Linked DNA regions of Homo sapiens: region 1 is linked to region 2. Evidence: chromatin loops called from intact Hi-C (ENCODE). Cell type or tissue: heart left ventricle. All regions are shown on one strand. Each heading gives the region's core, and the rest is flanking DNA. Links, peaks and the distances in the headings are about the cores only. Region 1 overlaps LOC107986770 (a long non-coding RNA gene). Region 2 overlaps DGKB (diacylglycerol kinase beta).

Evidence for each region. A loop is a pair of places that touch in the nucleus more often than their neighbours do. Peaks named below come from ENCODE experiments on the same cell type or tissue, not always from the same donor. Only the 100,000 strongest peaks of a DNase experiment are listed, where the experiment ranks them.
Region 1: it touches region 2 in a loop (4-fold over the local background); 19 of 110 quality-filtered maps call a loop at or near these places.

The regions. Positions count from the first base shown.
Region 1 is chr7:13,524,144-13,527,077 of GRCh38, reverse strand. The region is part of intron 2 of LOC107986770 (a long non-coding RNA gene); the gene reads right to left. Among named protein-coding and RNA genes, the nearest start is that of ETV1, 460 kb to the left of the region's middle. In heart left ventricle, for the core only: a CTCF peak has its summit at 1,784 (motif pointing left); no DNase peak of the experiment used is centred there.
Region 2 is chr7:14,690,030-14,692,963 of GRCh38, reverse strand. The region is part of intron 9 of DGKB (diacylglycerol kinase beta); the gene reads left to right. Among named protein-coding and RNA genes, the nearest start is that of DGKB, 210 kb to the left of the region's middle. In heart left ventricle, for the core only: a CTCF peak has its summit at 1,140 (motif pointing right); a DNase peak (open chromatin) is centred at 1,133.

The DNA of each region.
Region 1 (2,934 bases), core at 296-2,795, 1.2 Mb after region 2:
TTTTAACCTTTTTGGTTTCAAGTCTTCTAATTTTCCGAATGCTAGATTATTATTAAGAACTAATGAGGCCTAGATTCCATAGCTAATGTAAGAACGCTTCTGTAAAGACTCGATTACAAACCCAGTTTTGGAAAGATCTGGTCAATAGTAATAAAGAACCAACCTATCTGATAAAAACATTTTAACTATACCCAAATTCAGAACTTGCCCAAAAAGAAGCCTGGAGCCAGGATGAAATCAGGAATTCATAGTGTCCAAATTATAATACTTATGAAAATAACTTATATTTACTCAGAGAAGTGGTTGTTAGACTTTAACGTGCATCAGAATCACATGGAGGCTGGTTTAAACACAGATTGCTGGAGACCATTGTCAGAAATTTTGATTCAGGCGGTGGGGGGGATGGAGACAGACTAGGAACTAACAAGTTCCCAGGGGTAAATGATGTTAATGGTCCAGGATCCACACTTGAGAACCACTGAGTATTACTGGTAGGTTCTCAACTTACTTTGTGCAATTAAAAACAAAAAAAAATAAACTTAGAATACAATTATTATTTGATTTCCTCTCTCTGTATCTATTTTAATACAGGTGCATGCCATATATACATATAGATATACTATATACATATGCATACATATTTGTATTTATAATTTTATATATTGTACTTATTTGTTTCTATTTTAACCACTCAGGGACCAATTCCCCTGAGGTTAAAAAATATACCTTCAGTTAATGTTTGTTGTTAATTAAAATAATTTCTGAATGTAAGGGTCATAAGAGGTACTTGGCCGTCAATGACATGGAACTGCCATGACATGCCATTCAGTGAGTCAAGAAAACACCAATTCTTATTCTTCATACCAAGAGTTTAAATATAACTGACTGCCTGAAAATATCAATCAGGTGGAAGATGAGAAAATTTAAATGCTAGTATTTATGTTTCTGACCTTGGGAATTTCATTTTTTCATAAATCCAGACACCTCTATGCCATTCTAAAAGGCTTGACTTTTAAAGTAACATTGAAATAAACCATTTGTCAAAATGGATTATCTATAATTGATCGTTCTGTTAATGATTTTAGAACCTTCAAATTTTTGTATATAGAGTTTTTATAGAATGAGACACTCATGTATTGGCTTACTGACATATCACAAAGCTTAATACAATTATAAATTTAGAGTAAGTGCCCAAATTTAGTCATTTTTAAAATTTTTCCTGAGCACTGGCTTAAAAAATCTTATACTTTAAATCTCTTTGCATGTTTGTGCATGTATTTCATAAAGTATACATCCATGCATTTACATAATTATACAAATAAATGAAAACAAAAAATGAAAAAACATATTTGAAAATCTTTCTAAGAAGTCCATTTAGATTGTAATATGAAACAATGTGTCAGAAGTATCTCCTACCTTTCTAATTTTCTTATGTTTGTACCTTGTGTTATTTTTCATATCAGTAGCTGTGATTTATACATTTAAAATTTTTATGATATTTCTTTTTTTGTCATTTGTTTATTATATCAGCATATATTGTGGGAATATTTTCTTTGGACTTTTTTTTTTTTTTTTTTTTTGTAATTGACTAGCTTTCATCTCGGTTTGTGAAAGAGAACCAGCTGTTTTCTTGAAAGATAATTTTCTGAAGCTGTTGTGGGCCATAATTACACTGCAATTACACAGCAATATCCATAAAAGCAGATGAGGATTCTATGTGTCCTTTTACCTCATTAGAGGTTGCAGAAATGATAGATGCAGCCTATCCTAGTTTGACTACTGCCCTCTATTGGCAAAATCAATTTTTGGCATAATCCAAAAGATAGAAGCAATAAAAACAGAGATAGACTGTGCTTGTTTGCTTTTGCTTTGTTTCGTTTTCAAACCATAGTAGTATATTGGGTCACCAGTTTAACATTATCAAATATTTCAAAAACTTTTTTTTTACAATTACAATTTAAAACATACTTTTAAAACCTAGCTACTTAAAATTACTTAAACTAGTGTTATGTGAATTGGGGCTTTTTTACAGCACCAAACTACAGAGCACTAATCTTTTCTTCCTCACTGGAAACCTACTTGATCATATCCATCTTTTCAGTACAGAATCAGTTGGATCTTTTCCTTGTTCCCAGTATGAATCCTCCTCTTTGAAGCAACAGTCTCCAAGCAAATTGAGATTTTTTTTTTTTTTTTTTCCTCCTGAGATGGAGTCTCACTCTGTCACCCAGGCTGGAGTGCAGTGGCGCGATCTCAGCTCACTGCAACCTCCGCCTCCCGGGTTCAAGCAATTCTCCTGCCTCAGCCTCCTGAGTAGCTGGGACTACAGGTGCGTTGCCACCACGCCCGGCTAATTTTTGTATTTTTAGTAGAGACGGGGTTTCACCACATTGGCCAGGCTGGTCTCAAACTCCTGACCTTGTGATCCGCCCACCTCAGCCTTCCAAAGTGCTGGGGTTACAGGGGTGAGCCACCGCACCCTGCTGAAAATTGACATTTTTAAGTCTTTTACTATTTCCAAAATCAGCAATTAATCAAACCTTTATTATCACCATGACAAATAAATATTTGGTCATCTGCAGAAGAAAAATTTACTCCAAATAAATTGCTGAGAAAAAGAATTTTCATTTTAGGACAGGCAATAATATTTTCCATATTATGATTGAGAAAGAAGATGTAAGAAAACCAGCTTCACAAAGCAGCTGAAACTATCTTGAGTGTTGCATTTAATGTGTGTTCTATGGTGGGAAAGGTGCACATGTACAAATAAACATCATCTTTCATGGATCTTTGATTCTGACTGGCAGATGAGGAATATAGTATTTTAATAACATTTATTTTGGCAGAAGTAGAAGGAAGTAATCTAGTTTTGTAACCAGTTGGGCAACCAGAAAAAACAAATCTTCTGTGAGTCCTTTTATGACCTTCTAGGAA
Region 2 (2,934 bases), core at 131-2,630:
GGAATATATAAATGGGCTTTAGGAATATACAAATGAGCTGAGGGTTAAGGAATATGTATAAGTTTAGGAAAAAATAATAGGTTTCAAGAGATTACTATTTGTTTTCTTTTTTACCTGGGTCTTCAAATTTCTTCTAAACTCAGTTGAAGCTTACCTTTCATGAGGCCCATGGGATCCAAGACATGGTCAGAGGATGGAAAACAATAAAATACTAATAAGTGATATATGGAAAGTTACCCTTAAACTAATTTATTTAAACAAAATATAATATATATATTATTGTTAATAAGTATGTAGTTCTACACTTAAAAATTTTGTGAAATAGTATTTTCTTGTACCTGAATTTCTTATACTACACATAACTGAGTATTTTTTTATAATACCATATTTAGCTCTATATTATCAATATTTATTTAATTGTTCATGTACCTTATGACAAAAACCATTATGTAAATCAGACTACTGGGAGAAAACAAAAGAAAAATTGACAAAATGTTGACATTTTAAGGTTTAATGTATACTTTATCCTGAAAAATTGTCAGATAACTTTAGTCAGGAAATTCCAATAATAATGATTCCCGAGAAGGACATTTTATGTTTGTAAAGCTAAACTTTGTATATTCTAAGCATCTATGTAAATTCTAGGATGAGAGAAGGAGGGAAGATGCAGGAATGAGCAAGTAAATCATCTGGTAGTCGAGGGTGAGATAGAAAAGTGCAGAAAGGGACAGTCAGTTGCCCGTATTTTAAATGTCACAAGAGATTTTTTGAAATGATGATTTTTTTTGGAAACTACTGCTGATATATTATTTATTATTTAATTTATAAATATAGATATTTGTGAAGTTATAAAAATTATCACAGGTAATAGAGTCCACAAATCTATATGATTTAACTCAAAGTATTTTAAACCAATATAATACCTCATTAGTTTCTAGTGTAGTATTATTTCAATTGTAAGGCAATTCTATGCATTTAATGTGCACTCTATTAACTGTACATAATTTACTTTTTAATAGTATTTGTAAACTTATTTTTTATGTTTTTAGTAAAAGGGAGTGTCTGGAGCTAAATAGGAGAAATCTAAGGTTTTATTATAGCTATCAGAGCTGTGTTCCAGAGTTGTGTTACCAGTGACGGCCGCTAGATGGCAGAGGCACCTTATTTAATCTCAAGAGACCACCTTAAATCTGAGACTAAATTCCGCCCCCCACCCCATCTCTGTAAAGAACAACTTTAAAAGAAGAAATTTCCCTTTTCTTTCATTTTTGTGAAAAAAGTAAGCCACCTACATTTTAAGCTGTCTTTTAATAAAATGTATAAGCCATATAATCATGTGTAATGATCACAAAATACAGCATCTATTTGTTAGAAAGAGCTGTTGAATTCTAAGGCATGGTAATTGTTTTAAAAAGCAAGAATGACACCAAGACAACTGAGTGATGAGAACCTTTTTTAGCAATTGAGATTTATTTCCTTTCTGTAGGCAGTTAATGTGTTACATTATTACCTGTAGAGAATTTGATCCATGAATCTATCCCCTCACCTTTGCTTATTTAATTGAAAATCTAGATACTGCAGTTTGAAGTTGGCCATTTGTTGTGAAGCTTGTCTTGTTAGGTTGTCCTATATGTTATTGTCTATTGTCAATTATGAGCTCGGGGAGTAGGTTCTAATTGATGGTGCATGTAAAATACCACAGTGTATTTGAAAGTGACTGTGGTGTCCTAGTCAAATTACACAGAAAAGGAAGTAGTCCTGGGAGAGTAATCTTCACTTCTAATGTAAGGCACAACATTTACGATTTCAATGCAATTTATTTTTCTCCAGCAACAGCAGTTTAAAAACTAGTCTATTTTAAAGAATATCTATTTTGGTACCAAAATCAGAAATGGAGTTGATGGGGACCAGATTCTATACCAAATAGCAGAGAGCAAGAGCCATATCTTTTCTCTTACAAGAGGCTCTACAAACTTTACAAAATACAAGATGAATGGGTCAGAAATGGTATAGAGTGTTAGTGTCTCTTAGATTTGAAGGAAAATTGAGAATTTGGATGGCTTTGTGATTCTGATTACCACAATGAAAATTTATACCTGAGACTTATTCATTCTTCCTTCAGAATTCATCTCATTGGAGAATTGTTTTTTAAAAAAATCCAATGTAATTAAAACACTTTTTTTGTTGAATAACTTTATATAGAGGTAAACTCTGTTCCAGTGATTGGAAACTGTCTGCAGAGGGAGAGATATTAAGTAATTTTGGCTATGGGGCCATAAGGTCTCCGCCTTAACTGCTAAACTCTGCTGTTCCAGCACAAATGCAATCGCAGAAATTATGTAAATGAACCACAAAAGCTATGTTTTAATAAAACTGCATGTGCAAAAACAGGTTGCTGGCCAGGTTTGACTCAGTGCCATAGTTTGCCAACCGCTGATCTGTTCTATCACTCATTTCTCAGATTAAAAAACAGAAAAAGTTTTAATTTATTTTAATTCATTTGGAAGAAAGGAATCTAATACCTTTTACTTGGCACAATCGGACAACCACAGCAAGACATGAGGACTAATAGACAGAAAGCATAGGAGCAGTGAACGTCATCAAATTGATCAGATAACAGACCTTAGCTCTGTTATTAACTAACTAGGTCATTTTTATACCAGGCAGTTGCTGTCTCCGGAAAAACGAGAAGTTAGCCAAGAAGAGAAGTTAGTGTTTCCTAATACTCTTTCAGTTTGAACATTTCCTTTTCCTGCATGAACAAGATAATTAATAAGGCTTCAATTTCTGAAATCTCTAACTTTGGATCGTCATTTAATTTTTTCAAGGAAAATTCCTGAATTTATATTATAGGGAAAAGAGAAATGTACATTTAAGCAGTAGACTAGCTTGAAATAGCGATACCTTAACTTGTTATTGTGGATTGTTGTACCC